Regions from separate parts of the Homo sapiens genome. Here all the other regions are linked to region 1. Evidence: chromatin loops called from intact Hi-C (ENCODE). Cell type or tissue: Caco-2. All regions are shown on one strand. Each heading gives the region's core, and the rest is flanking DNA. Links, peaks and the distances in the headings are about the cores only.

Evidence for each region. A loop is a pair of places that touch in the nucleus more often than their neighbours do. Peaks named below come from ENCODE experiments on the same cell type or tissue, not always from the same donor. Only the 100,000 strongest peaks of a DNase experiment are listed, where the experiment ranks them.
Region 2: it touches region 1 in a loop (5-fold over the local background); 15 of 110 quality-filtered maps call a loop at or near these places.
Region 3: it touches region 1 in a loop (11-fold over the local background); 30 of 110 quality-filtered maps call a loop at or near these places.

Annotation. Positions count from the first base shown.
Region 1 is chrX:106,607,761-106,615,427 of GRCh38, forward strand. It overlaps RADX (RPA1 related single stranded DNA binding protein, X-linked), which reads left to right and starts at 4,218. Exons shown (of 14, transcript NM_018015.6): 1 at 4,218-4,963. The coding sequence starts at 4,321. RefSeq lists enhancers at 4,213-4,402, 4,443-4,782. In Caco-2, for the core only: no CTCF peak of the experiment used is centred there; a DNase peak (open chromatin) is centred at 4,111; H3K4me3 peaks cover 1,819 bases.
Region 2 is chrX:106,797,999-106,805,665 of GRCh38, forward strand. It overlaps TBC1D8B (TBC1 domain family member 8B), which reads left to right and starts at 4,675. Exons shown (of 21, transcript NM_017752.3): 1 at 4,675-4,985. The coding sequence starts at 4,856. In Caco-2, for the core only: no CTCF peak of the experiment used is centred there; a DNase peak (open chromatin) is centred at 4,633; H3K4me3 peaks cover 2,050 bases.
Region 3 is chrX:106,477,464-106,485,130 of GRCh38, forward strand. No RefSeq gene overlaps it. Among named protein-coding and RNA genes, the nearest start is that of RADX, 130 kb to the right of the region's middle. RefSeq lists an enhancer at 6,850-7,119. In Caco-2, for the core only: a CTCF peak has its summit at 4,019 (motif pointing right); no DNase peak of the experiment used is centred there.

The sequences.
Region 1 (7,667 bases), core at 1,576-6,575:
TCTTTATTAAAAATAGAAGTAGGATTTGGATGGAAGAAAGGAAAAGGGAACAACATCAATCAACCATTCATAGTATGTTTAATATGTGCTCAGGTTGAGCAAAGGCAGGGAACAAATATGAACATTTGCTTGAGATACTAAAGGGCAAAAGGAGTCTAGAACCACTTTAATGGTAAATCTGTGTTAAAGACTTCTGTTTACGTGCTTCAAATATATCAATCAAACCTCATTCGACATCTGATAGAAAGATAACATAGGAGCAACCTTGATTCCGATGAGCTATGGGGTATTATAAGCTATACAGATCTATCCTTGTATATAGCGGCAATTTAGTTAATAAAATCATCAAGAGCAGCCTTAAAAGGGAAAGATGTTGGAAAAGGGCAGCACTGCGCTGGAGGTTGTAGTGCTCTCGTTGCCAGGCAGCCACCCTCAGGCCCTCTCTTGTTACCGTGGTGATGTTTGGAGAGCTTACCTAAATACTCTTTGAGATAGCAGCCGAACTCTCCACATCCTTTTAGCACCAACTAGTCATGCCACTTCTTTTCCTTCCTCCCCCACAACTCCACCCACACTCTCATAATCTTATGAATTTGATGAACCTGTATGTGTACCTCCAATGTCCAAGGCTGGAGAATTATGCTAATTTGCCTATCTAGGCAAATGAATGAAAGGACTGTTAAGTGAATGTGATGATAGAAAAAAACAAGGTTCTTCAAACAAAAAAATTGAAATGTTTGGAAGATAATGCAGGATCTGTCCTACCTAACATCAGGGAAAGCCTTATGCTCTGCCACTTATCACACTGTTATCTTGTTCATGTTCATCCCCCTTTCTAGGCCTGAGTTTCTTCATTTATAATAAAAGATAGTTGAGCTATAGAAGTTGTTTTTAAACATTTTGGCCAAACCTATAGTAAGAAATACAGTTTACATCACAACCCAGTATGCACATATACATACATCAAATCTAACACAAAAATTTTACAAAGCAATTCTTACCCTTACTATGTGTGATGTACCCTGATATTTTCTGTGCTGTTATTTTTACGTATTTTTAATTGCTAGTTGTGACCCAATAAATTGACTTCATAGCCTCATTAATGTTTCACAATCCACAGTCTGAAGAACACAACTGTGGGCATCTAATGGCTCCCTATAGTTCTAGCATTCTATCATTTTATGTTATGTCTTTATCTTCCTTTTAGAATAATAGTAACAATAGCTAGTAATTATTGAGCTCTTACTATGTGCCAGGTATTGTTTTAAGCACTTTGCCCATATGAACTAACTTAATTTTTTCAACAACTATGACTACTTTTATTAGTTCAATTTTAAAGATGAAGAAAATCAATGTGGCTTATAGCTGCACCAAATTTAGTGGACAACCAAAATACATTTCATAATGTATTTAAGGTGTTTTGAATATCTTAGAACATTCCATTTTATAAAATTCTGTTTTGCCTACTTTTACCATTTTAAACCCTGGAAGGCACTGTAATAAACCTTCCAGATCTGAGAGGAGAAAAAGATCAATAACCTTAATAATACTCATTACTGGCTTTGAAGGTCATATCCTTTACTTTTTCTATTATTGTGAAATTGATCCTAAAACAGGTGCTTAGTAACGCCAAATCAGAGAGCATTCATACTTTCACAGGTGTGACCACTACTCAAGTAGGCAAATTAATTCTTGGGGAGCTGCACACTATCAGCAGATTGTCAGTAGAGCAATATAAGTCTCCAAATGTGTGCCCACAGTCACCATACATCGTTGTTAGTAGTAGTGTAAAACTAAACATTAGTGCTATTTCTTCCCAATTCCAGTAATTATCCAAATACTAAGCACCACTGCTAATATCCATCTTTCATGAATTAGCTGGAAGGACACAGAATGTGATGAGACAATACTATTAGTCATAAATTTCACTGAGCATATATAGTTTAGGGGCTGCTGATGGAATAGATTTGAAATATTTCAAACACATTCTCCTTTGATAAACAACAGAGATAGTCGACATTTAATGACCCCTACAGTAAATGCAATACAAATCCATAATTTCATTTATTCATTCAACAAAACTATTGAGTACCTACTATATGCTAGATACTTATTTTGCCACTGGAGATTCTGCAGTTTACATAACAAAGTACCTACACTCAGGCAACTTATTTTATGTTTGGTAAATTTGGATTTTTGTATATTGCATTTGTTTGTTTATGGAAAGCCACACTTGTATATTCCCTTTGGTAGAGAGGCACTGGGAATTATATGTTTTACTTATTTAAAATATTTGAGTGCCTTTTATGCATAGCAGTAGTGAAAGAACAAATCAGTTTCTGCTTTCGAAAAGTTTAAGATCTAGTTAATGCAGATCATAATCGGGTGTTCCAACTTGTAGCGACTTTGCTACCCCAGGGGACATTTGGCAATGTCTGGAGATATTTCTGGTTCTCACAACTGGAGGGGGAGGTGCTACAGGTATCTAATGGGTAGAGGCCAGAGATGCTGCTAAGCATCCTACAGTGCACAAGACAGCCCACAACAAAAAACTTTCTGGCCCAAAGAATCAAGAGTGCCCATGTTGAGAAACTCTGAGTTACGCATACATTAAGTTTTTTTTTTTTAACTGCAAGTATTAGATGATAAGTATCAAATGAGTGATACAAGGTGATACAGAGAAGAGAAAGATTATCCTAGACTGAATTGGTGAGGGGAGGCATCATGAAGGAAGTGGGGTTCAAGACTAAGTGTCATGTCACTCCTTTGCTCATAATAGAAGAAACCCTGCTACCTCTCTGACCTCACCTCCTACCACTCTCCCCCTCGCCCCTCCACTGCGGCTGATTGGCTTATGCATTTCCTTGAAAATATCAAGTATGCTTCTGTCTCATGGAATTTATTCTTCTTGTTTTCTCTGATTCAAGTGCCATTCCCCTAGATATCCACATAGCTCACTTCCTCACTTCCTGCACATCTCTGTTCTGTTCAGTCTCTTACTAGAGAACCTTTCTGTAATCATACTTTTTATAAAATATTAACTCCTGTTCCCTCCACTTTATTTCCCCTTACTATGTTTTTTGGTCTCCCTAGCAAGGCTATACCCTGCCCAGACCAGACACTCAAGAAATCTGTATAGAATGAGTAAATTAGTTAAGTATTAATAACGGCAGGGCTCTTTAGCCCAAGCAATGAGAAGAAACTTGAGGGAAGGACCCTGACTACAGTTATCCCCAGTGGCCTAAAACAGTGCCTACCTCATATAGAGACTTCATAAATAGTGAATAAAGAATGATAAAATAGAGAGCCAAAGGAAATTAGTATAAACAAAATCAGCTCATAACCATCTTAAAAAGTATTCTTAGAACAATTACTCCCTTCTATGTATACTGGATCTAAGTACATCTATTAAATATTTTATCCTTAATTTTTACTATTCTTATCAGCTTTTTCACTTTACATTCGTTCCTGATATATGCCTTGCATTAAACAAACAAACATTAAACAAAGTTTCTGAAATCTCTACCCTAGATGTATATTAGGCCAGGTATTATATTAAAACTAGCTGCATTTTAAGAAGTCTAATCTAAAGGCAGCCCTTTACAAGCCAGTTCTAGTTTTCTATTTTCATTTGCACTTAAACACTAATTCACCCACCCTACACTCAGGGAGCCACTACAGATAATTATGCTAATGCTAATCGCAATAGCAGCTAATGTTTACTGAGGACTTTTTGTGCTAGAGTCTGTCCTGGAGGCTCTGCATAAATTATCTGGTTTTGTTCATACTACAGGAAACCCATGTTATAACATTAACATATGTTAACCAACTCTAAATTACTTTCTGTTCCTGGCCCAAAGCCCAAACCCCCAAATCCCTGAGCTTTGACTCTGCACCCTGATTCTTGCCACTTTCTCTTTTCCCTTGCCTCTAGGCATCCTCCTTTCCAGGGGACCACAAGCGCTCTCCCCCTCCCTCTTTGAGAACCATGACAACCACCGATTCCCCCTCCCCTTCCCCTGTCATCCCTCCCCCAGACGGCAACCCGGCGGGCACAAGGTCGGACGACCTGCTACGTAACTCGCGCGTGTGACTGCCTAGTAACAGTGTCTCGAGTCGGAAGCGCTCGGAGCGAGGGGCGGGGTGGGAGAGCTGGCGCGCGCACGCGTAAAGTCTTTGCAGCCTCGCTACGGGGCGGAGTCTTGCCTGTCAGCAGGGGCAGAGTAGCGATCGTCGCCAAAGCGCGCGGTTTTATTTCTCTCCGCTTTGGACGGGGCAAACTAGCTTTTGGGAGTGAAGCGGGTACGCAGTTATCCAACAATGTCTGGTGAGTCAGGACAGCCTGAGGCTGGTCCCTCACATGCAGGGCTAGATTGGCCGAACCCTGAGAGGAATCGGGCTGGGGTCCCGGGAGGGGTGATCCGAAGAGCTGGTTCCCAAGGGCCCAGGTCCTGGATCCAAAAGGTTCTTGAGCAGATTATGGACTCACCTCGCCAGTGTGTCACCCCCTCGGAGGTGGTGCCTGTAACTGTGCTGGCCGTCCAGAGGTACCTGTTAGAGGATGAGCCACGCGACACGGTGCCCAAGCCTCCCCTTTATTGCTATGATGTGACGATCTCAGATGGGGTGTACCAGGAGAAGTGCTACCTGGACCCCAGCTTGAACTCTCTCGTATATCAAAATATTCTTAAAGTTGGCATTCAAATGAGAATTTCCAGGGTCTCATGTCTTTACAATGAGAAAAGGATAGGCCAGGGGATCCTGTGCATAGATAACGTCCACTGTGGGGAGACTTCAGACAGTATTTCTTTAGAAACTCCCTTCAGAAATAGAGCGCACCAGGAGAAACCAGAGAGGCCTTTAAGAGGCGGGAAGAGTCATTACCTGGCGCTGTGGAATAACGAAGATCCCTATGGAGATATCTGGTTAACAGACAAGCAACCTGAGGAACACAACTTTAGCGGTAAGTGTTTGGAAAGAACGGCAGAGGGTTTTAAAAAAAATAGTTTTCAGGAGCTTGCGTGAACGGGAAAGGAAATGAAAATGCTTTTGTATTGTTAATTACAAGCCAGGAGTGGTAGGTAGACAAGTTTTCTTAAATGACCAAGGGATGCTCAATGAAATTTGCACAGCCAGTGGTTTTTGTTGGTGTTTTTTGTTTGTTTGTTTCTTTGATTGCAAAAGTGGCCAATTCAGGAAGTGTGTTTGACTACATCTTAAAATTCAGTCTGGCAAACGTACTGATGTGGGAGTCAGTATTCCTCATACGTTCGTTACATGTTTGATTGTGGTGGAATTAATCTTAGTTTTATTCCCAATCCAGTTGTGGAAATAGTACGTTGTGTCGGTTGAAGAGCTTATAGATTTGAATTTAGCATAAAGGTTGTAAAAATTTGCGGGTTTGCATGTTTTAATCTTCATTCAAAAAGGATGCTCCGTGATGTATTCCTTAATACTTTACATTGATTGAAACGCCGTGTAACAGTTATGTAAATATCACCTTTTAACGGTGTGATTTTTATGGGAAGGCTTGACATTCTCATTTTCTTGTTTCTTATTACTCACCACAAAGAGTACTGATCTGGGAACTTCAATTTTTCTGTATCAGAAGTAGGAAGTTAGCTTGAAAACACTAGCTTGCCATCAGCAACTGCTCTAAAATACGTTTTTTTTCTCTAACAGATGAAATTAAGGGGAATGATAGTACTGTAGGCATGAACACGTTTGAAATGGGGAAAGAAATAAAATGCAAAAAATAAAATAAGAGAAAGTACTGGAAGGAGAAAGACTATAATTTTCTACATTACTGCTTTTCAGTCCCTTTTACAATGTTGTCACAATGCTAAATCACGGATAATCTTACTGTGACGTGTAAGAGCAACAAACTTGAAAGTAAAAGAATAACTAGCTCAAAAACCATGCAATTATAGTCACATCCAGTTGTAAGGAAAAAAGATGTTATAGAAATGTGTAGGTAAGGATATTTTAAATAACTAAATTTTAAAAAGCAAGATAGCTATTTCAGGGATGAAAAAATGGAGTGATTTTATCTCAAGTGTGAAATAAGGCAGTAGTGCATTACTACTCTAAATGTTGATCACTTTAATTTTTAGAATTGAATATGTAAATGAAAAACTGGTGCCCTACAAGAAAAGTTGAGGGGATTAATACTTTGTAAAATGTATTTTGTCGTAATATCTATTCATTCATTAAAACCATATTTATAATACAAAAGGCAATGTCTGTATGCCAAAATAAAACCCAATCTGTATATTTGAAAGTATATTGTGTTAGAAATATACCACCAAAGTATAGTAAAATGTTAGTGATAAAATCTAGGAAGTGGGCATATTGATGTTCACTGTAAAATTTATTCAGTTTTGCTATATGTTTCAAATTGTTAATAATAAAATATTAGGGAGAAGTGAAAGACCTCTTTCACCTTCCCTAGTGCCTTCACCTTTCTTCTAAAAATCTCAAATTGTCAGCAGTTTGTTGTGTATTTTTTTAAAAAAAAGGAATTAATGTCGCATTGTGTGATTTGCTATTTCCACTGAACACATCTCAGGCATCTTTCATGTACATCTGTACATACAATATTCCATAGCATGGGTGTGCCATAATTTCTATAATCATGCCCATGTGAATAGGTAATTTGTAGTTTTAGGCACTTATTAGTGTTTTAGTATTACATACAATGATAAGCATCATTAGAATGTACACATATTTTTGTTTACTATGTTCAAGCATTGCTGTTGAACGGCTTCCTCTGGCGAAATTGCTGGCTTAAAAGGTATTTAATTTTTTTAATTTTGTGGATATAGACAGATCATCTTCTGAAAAGGTTGTACTAATTTACATTTACCAACATACATATGAGAATGCCCATTTCCCCATATCTTACTATTTTTAAATACATCTTTTGACATTTTTCTAATTAATTTATAGGATTCCTTTGCTAATGGGTATTAAAATTTTGTCTGCTATATACTGCAAATTATTTTCTTTCATTCTGTTCTTTTTCTCTTAACTTTGTTTATGGCACACGTTTGTGCTTTTGAAACTTTTCATTAAAGTTTACCTTGTACACAGTAAAAAAAAAAGGTTTTAAAAATACAGCTTGATAAATTTTCACGTACATATACCTGTGTAACCATCACCCCCCTCCCTTTAAGATATAGAACATTTCTGTATCTTGTTACCCCAAAAGTCTCCCTCATGCCTCCTCCTGGTCAGTACCCTATCTGAAGGGTAACACATATTGTAACCTCAAATATAGCTTTTAAAAATAGAAGTTAGCCTGTGCCACACCCTCCTGCCTAAATCTCTCAGGTGGCTCCCATTGCATTTAGGCAGCAACCCAAACTCTACCGGGGTCTGGAAGGCAGGCCGTACTGCGGAGGATGGCGAACTTTCAGTAAAGAGCCAAACAGTAAATCTTTTTGTCTTTCCAGACATGATCTCTGTCACAACCATTCACTTTTGCCATTGTATATGGAAAGCAGCCACAAGCGGTATGTAAATGAATGGGTCTGGCCGTGTTGCAATAGAACTTCATTTACAAAAACAAGCAACAGGCAAGATTTGGCTTGTGGGCTGTATAATTTGCTGACCCCTGCCCTACAGAATCCCTTACTCACCTCTCGAATCTCTAACCCCCCTCCTCC
Region 2 (7,667 bases), core at 1,651-6,650, 190 kb after region 1:
TTTTAAGTGTTTTTTAACGGCTGTACTGAAGTATAATTTACCCATTGTAAATATATCATTGGAATGTGTTTAGCAAATGTGTAGATATGTACAACTATTACCACAATCCAGTTTTAAAACACTCCATCACCCCAAAACATTCCCTCATGCCCATTTACAGTTAGTTCCCCCTCCCATTTCCAGCCCCACATCACCACCAATCTGCTGTTTCTATAGATTTGTCTATTGTGGACATTTCATATAAATGGAATCATACATTATAGGCCTTTTGTGACTGGCTTCTTCCCCTTAGCATAATGTTTTCAAGGTTCCTCCATGTTGTAGCATATAACAGTATTTCGTTCATTTTCCTTGCTGAGCAATATTCTATTGTATGGCTATATCGTGTGGCTATCCATTCAACAGTTAATGAACCTTTGGACTATTCTAACTTTTTGGCCATTACGGATAATGCTGCTATGCACATTCACATACAAGTATTTGTGTAGATATATGTTTTAGATTCTCTTGGTTATAAACCAAGGAGAGAAATTCTGTAACACTTGGGAATTTTCTTCCTGCTATTATCATTTGACATTCTTTAGCCTGAGCATCAGACTTTATGCTACACTCTCACATCGTAGTAAAAATATAAGCTGGTGTTTTTTAACAGTGGCAGTAATATTTGTATGTCTATGGAGTCTCCAACTTAAGAAGGGTTTTCACAGTTTATTTGTAAGTTTAATGGAATCCAGGTTGTGTTATCTTATAAATAAGAATATACATGGTTCCCAAGTCAATCAGTAAAAATATATTTAGAGATACAATTGGAATGCTAGGAAGATTCCTTCCCTCACCTACATCTAGTTTCTGTTCACTTATGAAACATTTTATTTAAGTTCTATAATGTCTGGAAAAATGTTATCACGTTAGGCTGTAACAAATTTTCAGTTATTCACCTTGTTCATTGCTTTTGTTTGGAGTTAATTTTTTATATTTTTAAACATTGAACAATATAAAATTTAAACAAATATACTACACGAGACTTAAAAGAAATTCATTATTATGATGGGCACTTTGAGAGATAAACGTTCATTATCCTCTACCGTCAGAGCTAATGTGAAATTCAGTTTGAGAAACACTATCCACTAGTTCTCAACCTTTTTCTACATAAACAGTCTCATGAATGTGGGACACTAATAGGCATACCTAGACATTGATGGTTAAGAGAATAGTATAGATAAATAGGATTTAGCATGGAAGATTAGTGGCAATTTCCCCTTCTAGTTATAATACCAACTGATATCCCACATCTAAACCACGGCCTTAGAAAATTAAATGGTCATGTGCTGTTATAAACATTTTTTTGGGGGGGGACAGCGTCTCTCTGTCACCCAGGCTGGAGTGCAGTGGCACAATCTCGGCTCACTGCAACCTCTGCCTCCCAGGCTCAAGCAATCCTTCCACCTCAGCCTAGTGAGTAGCTGGGACTACAAGCACACACCACTATGTCAGGCTAATTTTTGTACTTTTTGTAGAGACAGGCATGTTCTCTTGGCATGTTCCCCAGACTGGTCTCAAACTCCTGAGCCCAAGAAATCCACCCGCTCTTCAGCCTCCCAAAATGCTGGGATTACAGGCGTGAGCCACCGCATCCAGCCCCTGTTATAAACCTTTTTAAAAAGCAATTCAGTTATCTAAAATTCATTAATAGCCTATTTTTTAAGAAGATATCTATGTGGGTCTTAATGGAAACATGAGTACCCTCAATTTGTTGTAGAGTTTGATTTTCAAATTCTAATTTGCTTTAACTCAGTGCAACTAAAACGTTAATGTGCCTACAAGTTACTTGGGGATCTTGTTAAAATGCACATTTCAATTCAGCAAGTGTAGAAGGAAGTATGAGGTTCATAATTTCTAGCAAGCTCCAGGGTGATGCAAATGTTGATGGTCTGGGGTCCACACTTTAAGTAGCAAAGCTTTAAATGGCTCTCTTCTGGCAGTAGTCCACCTGTTTTGAATCTTACTGCTTCTAAACTAGCTGCAGACTGCAAAAAAAGTATAACCTAAGCTAGTGACATTCCTTTCAAAAAAGCCAGTAAAATCCTGAGTGACAGCCTCAGTCTTTCCATAGCACAGGGTTTGGAATTGCTATTTGGGGTTTCCAAATACCTTTTCTTATAGGTGTTTGAGGCTCTTAGAAGGCTGAGTCAGCTGGAAGACTGACCTTCAGAAAAATGAAGTATTATTTATCTCTACATGGTGTATTATTGGGTCTGTTAATATGTGGCTTGGATAAGTCAGAAAACAAGAATGGAAGCAGACAGATGAGTTGGGAAGCTATATTATCATATGGCGGGAAAGTGTTGTGAGGCTAATCTAAAGCCATAATAGGCAGATGGGATGGACTTTTGAAAAAGAAGTAGAGGAGTGTGTGTGTGTGTGTGTGTGTGTGTGTGTGTCAGAGAGAGAGAGAGAGACTGGCCAACCAATGGACTAACACCAAGTTCTTACTTTCAGTGTCTTGGTAAACAGTGGCCTTTGAACTAGGAAACCTAGTAGGAGAAACATCAACCAGGGGGAATATTGGAAAAATAAGTTTGGCTTTGAACATATTGTATTTGAGGTAACTATGGACCATATGCATAAGCAGTATAGTGTCATGGTTTGTAATCAGACAAATCTAGGTTCAAATTCCAGCTTTGCTGTTTATTTAGCTATACGATCTTAAGCAAGTTACTTCTCTGAGCCTCCTTTCCTTCATTCGTAAAGTAAGCATGTAAAAATGTGCAAGCTTATTAATGAAAATTAAATGACATAATACATATACAGTACCAGTACAGCACCAGTACTGTACCAGCAATGCAGACAGTGTGCAATCCCAGTCCTTCCCCAAGCAATTTATATTGACATTGAATAGAGTGGCACGCTCTATTTTTTTAAGGTGCTTCTAGGAAAATACTTTTATTTGCAAGGGTGCGAAATTAAGTCGTTTATTATTGAGCCAAAAATTTAGATCACATAAGTAATTTAATTAGAAAAAAATGTTTACATAATTGGTGAAATGTTTATTTACTAAAGCAGGAGCTCTCTAAACGCCCTGCTGTAAGCCAAAAGTGGCCCTGATCCTGTAACAGGGAGCATGTGGGTATACCTGGAAGAAATTGCAGAGTAAACAGGTAGAAAAGCCATCCAGTTCTGGATAGCTTTTGCCACACTGTAACCTTTAAGGGTATTGGAAAAGGATGTGGTTTGATGGGGAAGGAAGTAAAAAGGGGAAGGAAAGGTAAAAAGAAAGGAAGATATCTCTCAACGTTTGCTACATTTACTGATCTTTCTCCAGGAAGAGAAGAAGAAATTACCTCCCTTAGTACACATTCAAATTGCGATGGCTTTTCCCAAAGATACATTGCAGTCTGGACTCTGAAAGGATTATCTCTTTCCAAACTGTCCAGATAGCTGCCTTGGGACTACTTACTGCCATTTAGTAGAAGAGAATCCCAGATTGCCCCTTTTCTCATTCACAAGAAAAATCCCTGCTTGGAGCACACGCCTGCCTCACTCGAGATGGCACACATCTTGGAAGGTTACCCCAGAGATGCTCCTCCAGGGCAGAGTTCCTTGGCTTGGCATCTGCGTGTGCCCCACCCCATTTTTTTTTAATCCACATGACTTTGAGGCTCTATTCTCAAAACAGCTTGCCAAGAGCCCTTTGCTTATACATGGCCTCCCAACTCCTTCCTCCCTCTAAACTTTTTTTCACTTTTAATGCACTCTTTAATTCCGGTGGACTTAGTTATTGCAATAAATAAAAACATCTGTCAAATATTTCCTCACAGCGATATCATGCAAATTATTGACCTCATTCACCTTAGTGTTCAAACCGCTGCGCATCATTGCCAAGATACAAAGAGATCAAGTTTGCTTCCAAAGGGATTTTTTTAAGAGTTTAAGAAAAAAAAAAATGCACATAAATTGTTTAGATTCCAAAATAGGAAGCTGGACAAGAGATTTTCTGTGGTTCATTACAGCAGTTTAATAAACAGATAGGGGCGACAGTGAAGGAAAGGAGCGGTGCACGGAGTGAAGAAAACGCGTGGCTTCTGGAAATTTTATATTCTTCCTATATAACCAAAAAGAGCTTAATCTAGGCATGAATTTTGGATTTAGAGAAGGAATCGTATCACTGACTGTGTGACCTTGGATAAGTCGCCTCACCCGACAGTGCTTTCCTTTATTAATGTGCAAAGCGGGGACGAATGTCCACTTCGCAAGACTGCTGTGAGGATTACGTGAGATCGCCTGAGTCTATAGTGAGAGCTCATTAAATGTTAGTTGTTGCTACTGCTACTTCCTGGAATGAACCGATATTCCAAAATTCCAGAAACTTTGTTTTCTACAGTTTAATGCCTTCGGCTGTAAAATGATAAAAAGAAGCAACACCTTTACACCTGGGACTCACTTATTTGAACCAAAAAAATGCTTTAAACTTCAGATAGGCAAAACACACTTAACTGATGGCTGGGACCCGCTTTGAAAGCACCCCCACCCATTCTCACCCCAGTGTATTGTGGGAAGGGTAGTCCCATGTTCCAGTCGCTTGAGCACAGAAAAGCGCGTAGGAAACTACAACTCCCAAGAGGTAAAGAAGCGGGACTATTTCCCAGTCTGGCGGTAGCGCTGTGGGAGGGAATTGGCAATCTCTCTGCCTACGTGGGAGAGAAGGGAGGGTTGGGGGAAGTGTGGAAAACCTGAACCTGAGCTGCTGTCGCCTGAGGAAGATTTGGTGGGAGGAGAAGCAGAGGGGAAGAGACGGGTTGAGAGTGAGGTGAGGAGGGCATCTAGGTCACTGCTCCCGGGGGGCACAAAGTTCGCGATGTGGCTGAAGCCTGAGGAAGTGCTTCTGAAAAATGCGCTGAAGCTGTGGCTGATGGAAAGGTCCAACGACTACTTCGTGCTGCAGCGGCGTCGGGGCTACGGGGAGGAAGGCGGAGGGGGGCTCACAGGTAAGCTGTGGCCACCCTACCTGCCTCTGGGCTGTGTTCGCTGTTACTTAAAAGGTGGTGAGGACAACAGTTACTCGTCGCTACCAGTTTCCCGATCCTAAATCGTGGGCGGAGGGACTGGGGTTCTTCTCCCGACACCACCTTTCCGCCACCACCTCCAAGTCCTGAGAATGTCTCACTGGACGACGAGTTGCTCTTTGGTTGGGACAGGTGAAGGGAGGAGCGCGGTTCTTTCTGAGGCCAAGGAAGAAACGGGTACCTACCTTGTCGCTTCCCATGGGGGGAGGGAGGCTGATGATGAGTGTTAGACCTAGACAGGTCGCATTTAGGCTGGTGACAGGGGCCAGTTCGCAGTTGTGAACTTAACTTTTTTCACAGAACCCATACCGATCATCAGCACCCTGGGGAGATTAAGCGTATGGGGGATGGGATGGAGTGGGTACGCGGGGATGGTGAGGAGAAAGGGAGGCGCCCAATCACATCCTGAGAAATAGACTTCAAAAGAAATATTAGGGAGGAGGGAGAACTGGAGTCAGGAGAGGTGGAGGGGTAGGCTCAGAATTGCTGATCTCTCCCAATTTAGCATCTTTTACTTTGTCTCCAAGTTTTCAATCTTTGGGATCCCCTCTCAAAGGCTATTAACAACGTCGTAATAAATTAATCTCTTGAGTGACTGGTGCTGCCCCTTCATTCAAAGCTGTGATTGTAAGCCAGACGGTAAGAGTTTAACTCTTCCTGTCTAACCCACCCTGACCCCAATTCTTAAAAAGTGTTTTTTGGCCAAATGTTTAAAGTTTCCAGAGAAAGTTATTTTGAGACCACTCATCTTGGGTAGGGATATTTAAAGTTTTGGACGTTGGGAAAGCAAGAGCTCTTTTTCTAATCAATCTCTAATTTGGTATTGTGACCTTGAAGTGGTAGACCAGGCAGCGTGATGTAATGGAAAGAGGGAAGAGTCCCGAAAACCTGCATTTTAGTCCCATCCTACTCTCTTACTTGTTGGATGACATTCCTCAAACTCTTTCATTTACTCAACCTTAAGCACCTACTGTGTGCCACAAGGTTCACAAGATTCAGTTTCTTGGCTTTGCAGTGCTTATAATCTGGATAAGAAGGGTGGGAAGGTCTAAAGGAAAAAGAAAACCACCTAGTAAACTAGGCAAGTTATAATTCATGGAGGAGATGACCTTGCTTTTTCTCTCTTGGAAAATGGTGCCTACCTCACAGAGTTGAGAGGATAAAACGAAAGATAATAGCACCAAATCAATGTATGTCGTCAAGATGGTGATAAACGTATGCTGTTATTTCGTTTTCAAGCCACTCCCGGGGTGCAAAGAATTCTGAGGTTCTACAGGACATTTTTTAAAATTTTGCTAGACCTATTAATCTTATCCAGCTTCTAAAAAGGCCCTCTCGAAAATATGGCAACAAAAATTGCCCTGTTAAATGTGACATTTTGTCATTTTCTAATTTTTAAAAATTACAAATGCTATTTTGCAGAAGAGTCTTTCCATTTAATAGATGCAGATATTTTCGAGATCAAAATTTTAGAATCGATGTTCATAATTACCCAGTGACATAAATTATCCACTTGAGTCCATTGAGAATAGTTCAGGATATATTTAAAATAGATTTCAGGCCGGGCACGGTGGTTTATGCCTGTAATTCCAGCACTTTGGGAGACCGAGGCAGGTGGATTGCTTGAGACCAGGAGTTCAAGACCAGCCTGGACAACATGGCGAAACCCCATCTCTACAAAAAATACTAAAATTAGCCAGCCATGTGGCCCCAGCTACTTGAGAGACTGAAATGGGAGGATGGCTTGAGCCTGGGAGGTCAAGGCTACAGTGAGCCGTAATAGGGCCACTGCACTCCAGCCTGGGCAACAGAGGGAGACTCTGTCTCAAAAAGAAAAAAAAAATTAAAATAGATTTTATAGTCCCGTGTTACAGCCTCAGGAATAGTCTTATAATTTATTTTCGTTCCTCATACTAAAACTGTGTTCCTTTAAGTAGGTAAATCAAATTCTTGAAAATATAATCACTGTAATGTAGTATTGCATGTTTTTTTTAACTTGTTGCAAGTTTCCTTTTTTTTTTTTTTTTTTTTTTGTTTGAGACAGGATCTCTCACTCTGTCACCCAGGCTGGAGGGCAGTGATAGTGATGTGATTATAGCTCACAGCAGCCTGGAACTCCTGGGCTCAAGTGATCTTCCCACCTCAGCCTCCGGAGTAGCTAGGGCTTCAGGTACAAGCCACTAAGCCTGGCTAATTTCTTTTTTTTTTTTTAAGAGACAGGCTGTGTTGCCCAGGCATGATCTTGAACACCTGGCCTTAGGATCCTCCCACTTTGGTCTCCCAAAGGACTGGGATTGGGATTAAAGGAATGAGCCACCTCACCCAGCCTGACATGCTTTCTTCTTAAAGCATGGACCAACTGCACTAGTTTACCTCTATCCTGCCCACTCCATTTACTAGTCCCCATAGTCTAGAATAAGAGAAATTTGTCTGAAGAAATAAACTAAGATTTCTACCACATATATATGTTGTGACTAGTGATATCCACACTTATTTAGTGGTCAGTTTATAACTCTTCATGATTATTTTATCTGTGGTATTGACAAGATGCTTGAAATTACCACATGAGAGCTACCACTGTAATTCCATGTAAATTAAACAAAA
Region 3 (7,667 bases), core at 1,651-6,650, 130 kb before region 1:
GATGGACCCCTGTAACAGTTAATTTTAGATGTCAACTTGATTAGATTGAGAGATGTCTAGATGGTTGGTGAAGCATTGTTTCTGGTTGTGTCTATGAGGGTGTTTCCAGAAAAGATTGACATGTGAGTCAATGAACTGAGAGAGGAAGACATGCTCTCAATGTGGATGGGCACTAATCTGGGGTTAGACCTAGAACAAAGTATCCAGAAGAAGGGAGATATTCAGCTTGTTTAGTTTTCTTTTTCATGCTCTCTCTCTCTTCTACAGCAGGATGTCCTTTCCCCTCTACTGCCTTTGGATATCAGACTTCAGGTTCTTCGGCCTTTGGACTTTGGGACCTGCACCAGCAGCCTCCTAGAGGCTTTCAGCCCTTCAGCCTCAGATTAAAGTCTTCACTGTCAGCTTCCCTGGTTTTGAGCTTTCAAACTTGGACTGAGCCACACTACTGTATTCTCTAGGACCCAGGCTGGTGGGATCTTTCACACTCCATCTTGTAGAAAACCTATCACAGGACTTTGCCTTTGTGATTGTGTGAGCCAATTTGTTACTGATAAAGCTGGTCCCCCCCAAAATTGGATCTTTTCCTACTAAGTGTTGTGAAGCCAATACGCAAAACCAAAAGAAAGCCTCGAGCAGTGCAGTCTTGTTTGATGGCCATGAAATTGAGAAGCAGGAGTGTGGCTCACAAATCAACTTCTCAGTTCACTCATGAGAGCTGGGAAAACACAGATATAGGATATCTTTAATGAATGGGTTGGGCATTAAAAGCAAGGGGAGGAATATTCATGTCTTTTCCGGTAATGGGCAGAAAACTTCTCAAAACCGGAGTACCACCTTCTGTTTTGTCCTTCTATGGTTTCTTCCAGTTGTTGTCATGAAGACTGTCAATGGTCATGATGTTGGTGGGTGTGTTATTTAGCATGGAAATTAGACTATAATGAACCTAGAGGTTCTTCAGAGGTTGAGCTTCCATCTTGGATCCCACCGTCTTAGCCCATTTGGTCACAAAAGGGAACTTCTGACCTCAGGCATTCTGTGTCTTAAAGATAAGCAGAGTTTAAGGCAAGGTAGAAATTTACCTACACCACGTAGGCATTACGCTGGGTAAGAATTCTCCCTACAATCCCCACCTAAAATTTAATTCAGATGTCAAGACTGATAACATCTTACACAAAGCAAGAAGGTATGATTTATTACTTACATAATAAATGCTTTCAGAGGAGAGAAGGGCAGGCTTCCCACGATGATCTGAAAATGGCTTGAGAAAGTGGAAAAAGAAGACTGACTTCAGGTTTTTGTTGTGGTTAGGGAGAGGGGTCATGATGAGGGTTCCAATTGCACAAGTATGGACTTGCATGGTTTGAACCTCCTGCTAGTGCCCAAGGAGAAATTACCCAGGACTTTTTATCAGTTTGCCCAGATATGGGGTGGAGGGGAAGAAGGGGGGTTGAGGTTTAAAAGCTCTCAGCATTCAAATATTCAAAAATGGAATCAGACTCCTTTGTATCATGCTGCTATAAAGACACATGGCCACGTATGTTTATTGCGGCACTACTCACAATAGCAAAGACTTGGAACCAACCCAAATGTCCAACAATGATAGACTGGATTAAGAAAATGTGGTACATATACACCATGGAATGCTTCGCAGCCATAAAAGGGATGAGTTCATGTCCTTTGTAGGGACATGGATGAAGCTGGAAACCATCATTCTCAGCAAACTATCGCAAGGACAAAAAACCAAACACCGCATGTTCTCACTCATAGGTGGGAACTGAACAATGAGAACACTTGGACCCAGGAAGGGGAACATCACACACTGGGGCCTGTTGTGGGGTGAGGGGAGGGGGGAGGGATAGCATTAGGAGATATACCTAATGTAAATGACGAGTTAATGGGTGCGGCACACCAACATGGCACATGTATACATATGTAACAAACCTGCACGTTGTGCACACGTACCCTAGAACTTAAAGTAATATATATACACACACATATATAAAGAGCCAGTCTGATGTTTTACTCCTTGGTTCCCAGATTCACATACTCTAGATTTGGAGGCCACAGCATCAAATATCAGTTTTTATTTCAGATCCTGGAGGAAAGTGCCCTAGCTGCTCAAAGTGTTGCACCTGAGCTGATACATTAGCTGAGCTGCTTTACCTGAACAATAGAATGAAGACAAACACAAAGGAGATGCTGATGAACATAAATACTACTCCCTGGTGAGCCTGAATGTAGTCTAAGGCCAGTCTATTATTCATTAAAACCTATACAAAAAAGTTTAGACTGATTAGCTGATGTTATAGAGTTTGTGGCATCTCATTGGCTATGGTTGCTAAAGATAATGATTGGTACCTGATCATTGTCTCTGGGGCATGGACACTGATGCCGGGGCATAGAACCAGGAGTAAAAGTACCCCCCAGCTAGGACAGCCCTCTTTATCCAGTGTTCCAACAAGGGATAAAATGGGTGGTATCACCTTCAGTGATTACTGGGAGCCATACATGAGCTAAAAAATCACCACTACCCCCAGTGGAAATGTTCTGTGGCCCCCTCTCTAATACATACAAGCATATAACCTGAAGAGGCTTCTTATACTTGGTTTTGTATTGTTTTGGTAAAATCACATGGGTGACGTCACTGAGTAGACACAGTTTTGATAGCCATACATGGCATAGGCCATTGGTGTGTCAGAAGAATCATGTGGATTAGTACCGGTCACACATAAACAAGATTGCACTGGTCAGAGTGTTTGTACATGCATGAAGGGATCCAAGTTTGATAGCCGTGGCTATGGGAGATTTTCAGCTTTTTAGCATGTGGATGAGAAAGATGGACCTCAATGTGAGTTAGTCAGCTGCGGCTACCACTTCACTCAGATGGACCATGGAGATGTTTGCCAAGCAGTAGTACTGAATCCAGGGGACATAGAACATTGATTGCTTCCCCCATTCCCATACCTTCCAAGGTCTAAAGACCGCATATACTGAGGTTGTTACTTTCCCCCAGGCGATGAGGTTGTTGCTCTCCCTCCATGGCCACACAATCTGTTGGTCCTAATCCAGTAGTCAGTACCTTGTCTATTCACCCATCCATCTCCCACTTGCTCCCAGACCCATCCAGATGTGCCAGGGGTTATGTGGGCTATGGTACAATAGTAGGAATTTCAGTGATATATTATTATCTATTCAATGATCTAGTATCATCTATTGCTGCTTGAGTGAGCCACTGCAGTGGTAAATCCAAGCTTCAGAAATTCTACCAACGGATCATTATCCTTGTGATCTGTGACATCCCATGCCCAATGACAGAAGCTAGGTGATAGCAGGAACAATAGGTTGGAGTCTATCTCACTTTGTTGTCTAAGGTGAAAAAAAGAGGAATGGTTGGAGATTGTCAGTGTAGAATCCCTGATCTAGAAGGCTGGTCTCCTTGTTCTCTGACCCCTTCTCTCTTGACATTCACACAACCATTCAAAGATAAATATTTCTTACAGAGAGAAGCCTCAGATAATAACCATACAGTCTGACTATGATGTGTAGTCCACAATTCTGGCAACATAGCTTGCCTAGAAATATTTTACAGTCAAGGTTTTGAAAATTTACTCCACCTCTTGATGATGCCAGCAGCCTGAGCATGAAAAGGGGCATGGGATGCATGGCGAATGACATCCCCATCAGTGCACTGTTGGGTCTCCTTAAGCTTGAACACTGTGCTTTGGAAGACTGTAAGTGGCAGAAACAGTAGAACTCAGACTCAAGTATTACCATGGTATTCCCAGAATCTGCAACTCACACAGGAATGGCAACTTCATAGCTGGAATAGATTTCTCTTTTTTTTTGAGGTTTCCAACACATTTTATTTTGCAGACCACTGCTTTGTAGCTTTTGAGGACAACATCTGTATCAATTCCTATAAAATGTCCAATCAATTTCAGTTCCGTAGCAGGCTCTTCCAACTGGAATAGATTTCAATGGCTGTTAGATACCAGAAATAGCCACAAGGTGGCAGCAGAGAATGGAAGTAGACCCTCAGGAATGGTCAAGGCTCAAAGTTGTGTCACCTACTGACAGATGACACAGATGGAATTCTTTTAAGCCCATTGGATTATGGTGGAATAGTCACTTGCCCAGTCCTATGATGAATACAGATAGCATTGCTATGCACATGCAATTGGCCACATTGTTTGATTTAGGCTTTTCTGAGTATGGATGCTTTCCTTTGGCATTCACATGGATTACATAAATGTTCTGTCTGGCTGCAGATATAGCTTTCCAGAGTTCCTGGCCCAATAGAGGGGTGCCTTTTATATACCAGTAGTCATTCTCCATGAATTCAAACAGACAGCTGAGCTGTTTTCACTGACACTAACCCAAGTGTCAGTGAAAATACAATATGCCATTTCTCTATGAGTATTATATAGGACAAGGATGGCAGTATTCAAATCAGCCAATTGTGCTGACTGGCCCTCACTGCAGGAGGTCTTCCAGGGCTGTCCTTGGGGCTTAATTACTGCCAATACCCAGTGAGACCATTAGCTTTTACTTCAGCTAAGCCATCAGTAATCCAAGGTCAATCATCCTTGGGGATTTGGAAGTGTGATCACCAGATAGCAAAAGGCTTCCCTTGTGAATGAGCAAGGGGAGGTTCAAAAGCCTCTAAAGGTATGTAACCTTTTTGTATATGGAGGACACAGTTGTGGGACCAGATCTGCCTCTCTCTTAAATATAATATTTCCATTTAATAAAAGAAGACTGTTGGGCCTTTCTGACTTTATTGTAAGCATCTGAATGAACAAACCCAAGATGGAGGTGTCTGGGCAAAATGTTACCTGGCATTCCAGAATAAGGTTCTCATTCTCCACAACTTCCCATTAGAAGGCCAGTTAGTTATTTCCCAAATGGAGTGTGATGGGTGGCCTGGTCAGGGAACTCGACGGGCACATACAGGTGGAAGCAGTCTCTCTTTGGTAGAAGCTCAACACAGCATAGTCATCAGTAGCAGATACTTGTAGTTACAAGGGACCCTTGGGGTTTTACAGGCCCATGTCACTGCCCTAGCCTACCTGTTATTACCATAACCAGTTAAATTTTCTAGATTTTCTGCTCAACACATACATAAGGTGCAACAAACTGTCTGGATGAGGCACATAATGTCTCGAATATCCAAACAGTCAAATTAACTTCTGGGCTCCTTTTTAGGTAGTGGTGAGTCAAAATGCAAGTAACTTTCCCTTTTATATCTTAGAGATTGATATTTGAGCCTTAGCCCACATGGCTCTCAATAATTTGACTTGGGTGGTTGGTCTCTATATTTTATTAGGAGTAATGAGCCACCCCTTGGCTTTCATGCAAGTCAGCAAACAGCCATTACCACTTGTTCTTTACTGGGGCTTACCAGCACAATATCATCAATATATTGGAATCAAGTTATCCAAGAAAGGAAAAAGAACTTATTCCATACATCTGCACGCTCACTGATGGCAAACACCAAGAAAATATAGCTTCTCCAGATATAGCATAGTAATTGTGTGGGAGCTACAGGGACAATGGCTAAATTCAGCTGGCAATAAGCCTCCACCTCCCATTCACCTGTTTCACTAGACACTCAGGGCCATTGTCAAGATATAAAAGCTTTCAACACTCCTACTGTCTTTAAGTCCTTCATTAAGGCCTTGATTACTTTCTCATCTCCTGGAATTCTATATTATTTGTGTAGTGTAATACAGGAGAGAACTGGAAGTCTAGTTGGTGGTTTTGGTGTAATCTTCTCACTATCATCATATTGCAAGATGCTCTTTTTCACAAGTGGGAGAATCCCCCTTCTTAGACTCTATGAGTACTCACAGTAAATGCATGTAAAACAGCAATAGCAATTATACATCAAGCAGTAAGAGTAACAGCAGTAGTGGGAGTCTAAGTGACCACACCCAGATGGTTACAGTTAATCCCCTTTTCTGTTTCACTACATCGCCAAATTCAGCCAATTCACTGGTAGCACTTGTCCCTCAACAGAATCTGATAAGAGAGTTATTTAAGCACTGGTATCCAAACAAGCCACAAAATTTCTCATCTCCTACCTTTACCCCATGCCACATTGTACCCTTGCAGAGGCATATGACCTCTGGGCCCCACTGGGGACAGAAAGACCTTGACCTCACGCTTAGTCCCCCTTCTTCAGATCACGATACATGGGCTTAGGGTCCAGCAGTGGAAATGCTGAAGGAATGATAGCCAGTTGGCTACTATAGGATAATAATGAGGAAGTGAGAAGCCAGTTGACTATCATTCTATGGTAGCCAACTGGCTTCTTGCTTCCTCCTATAAAGACGGAACCCACAAATGGGGTACCCAGACTACCAACATTTCTATCCAGCTAACTAGAAATGGCTTCTTACTTCCTCCTATAAAGAGATATTGATCTCCATGGAGAAATCTGTCCCCACTGAGGCACTTTAAGTTTCAACCGGATAAACAACTGCCTGTTTGTGCCCCTTCTCCCTATGCCTATAGCTCCTATCTGGACCCAGTTGCTTCAGTGCTCAACCCATTAATCTCTTCTTTGAGAAACTCTGTTTTACAGCCAAATCTATATTGACTTATGGCTAGGTTCCTTTGTAGGGGATTTATTCTTTTTCCCACTGTTCTTTATTTTATCTCAGATTACAGAAATTTTGCTTAGATGAGGATGGGTCTGTCTTTCTCTTAGGCATTTTTCAACCTACAATCATAGCCACCTGCACAGGGTCTCGAGGTACTAACAACAAAGTTAGTCATCCACTTTCACTTTAGGGAGGCAGAGAATAAACACTTATCAGGCATTCTCTGGATGAAAGGCTCGTTATCAAAATTAGCATTCTGCCCATGGTACAGTCATTCTGGAGCAGCTACAACCATCATGTTTTGAACAACTTCCTCCTTGGTATTCTCCCCAGGTTCAACATAATATCGTCATTGAAATAGAAATTGAAACCAGCAAAGCCATGGTTTGTGACATGATTCTGCCCTGACTGAAGAGTCTGTATGAATCATATGTGAGAAGGCCTGCTTGCTACCATTCACTCTGTAAAGCATAACCGTTCTTCTTTCAGCACGAGACGCACCAACTGAATCTCTAACAGCACCCCACTCTTTGGACAGAAGTTTTATCAGGTTTCCCTCCTTTGCCTCTTGGGTGCATCTTACTACTCTGCATGGGGTTATATTGCAGTTACAGGAATAGTAATCGTGGTTTTCAAATGGGGGAAAGTTGTGCTTTTCTCTTTGACAGGAATCAGAGGTGTTTCCTTTGTCCCCTACTCTGTAGAAGAGGATGCCTTTTGAATAGTTTATTGTAATCTGACCTCTTACACTCAGTGTCTATTCATCAACTCACCTCATGTTCAAAAAGCAGACCATTTACCTTCCCCTTAATTTACTATTTGGGCAGACACAATCCCTCCTATCTCCCAGGGAGCTTCCTTACATCCCTGAATTGTCCCATAGGTCCCCTGCCTTTTCTCTTTCAAAAAGTCATTGTCTATATTGGCACCTTGCTTCCTATGCCAATCCTTGCAGAAACTCATTCATATAGGATGGCATGGAGTAGCTAGACTCCAAAGGAAATGATTAAGTAAGCAAGCATATCAGTTTGCCACACTCCACAAGTGCCAAAAGAAGACAAC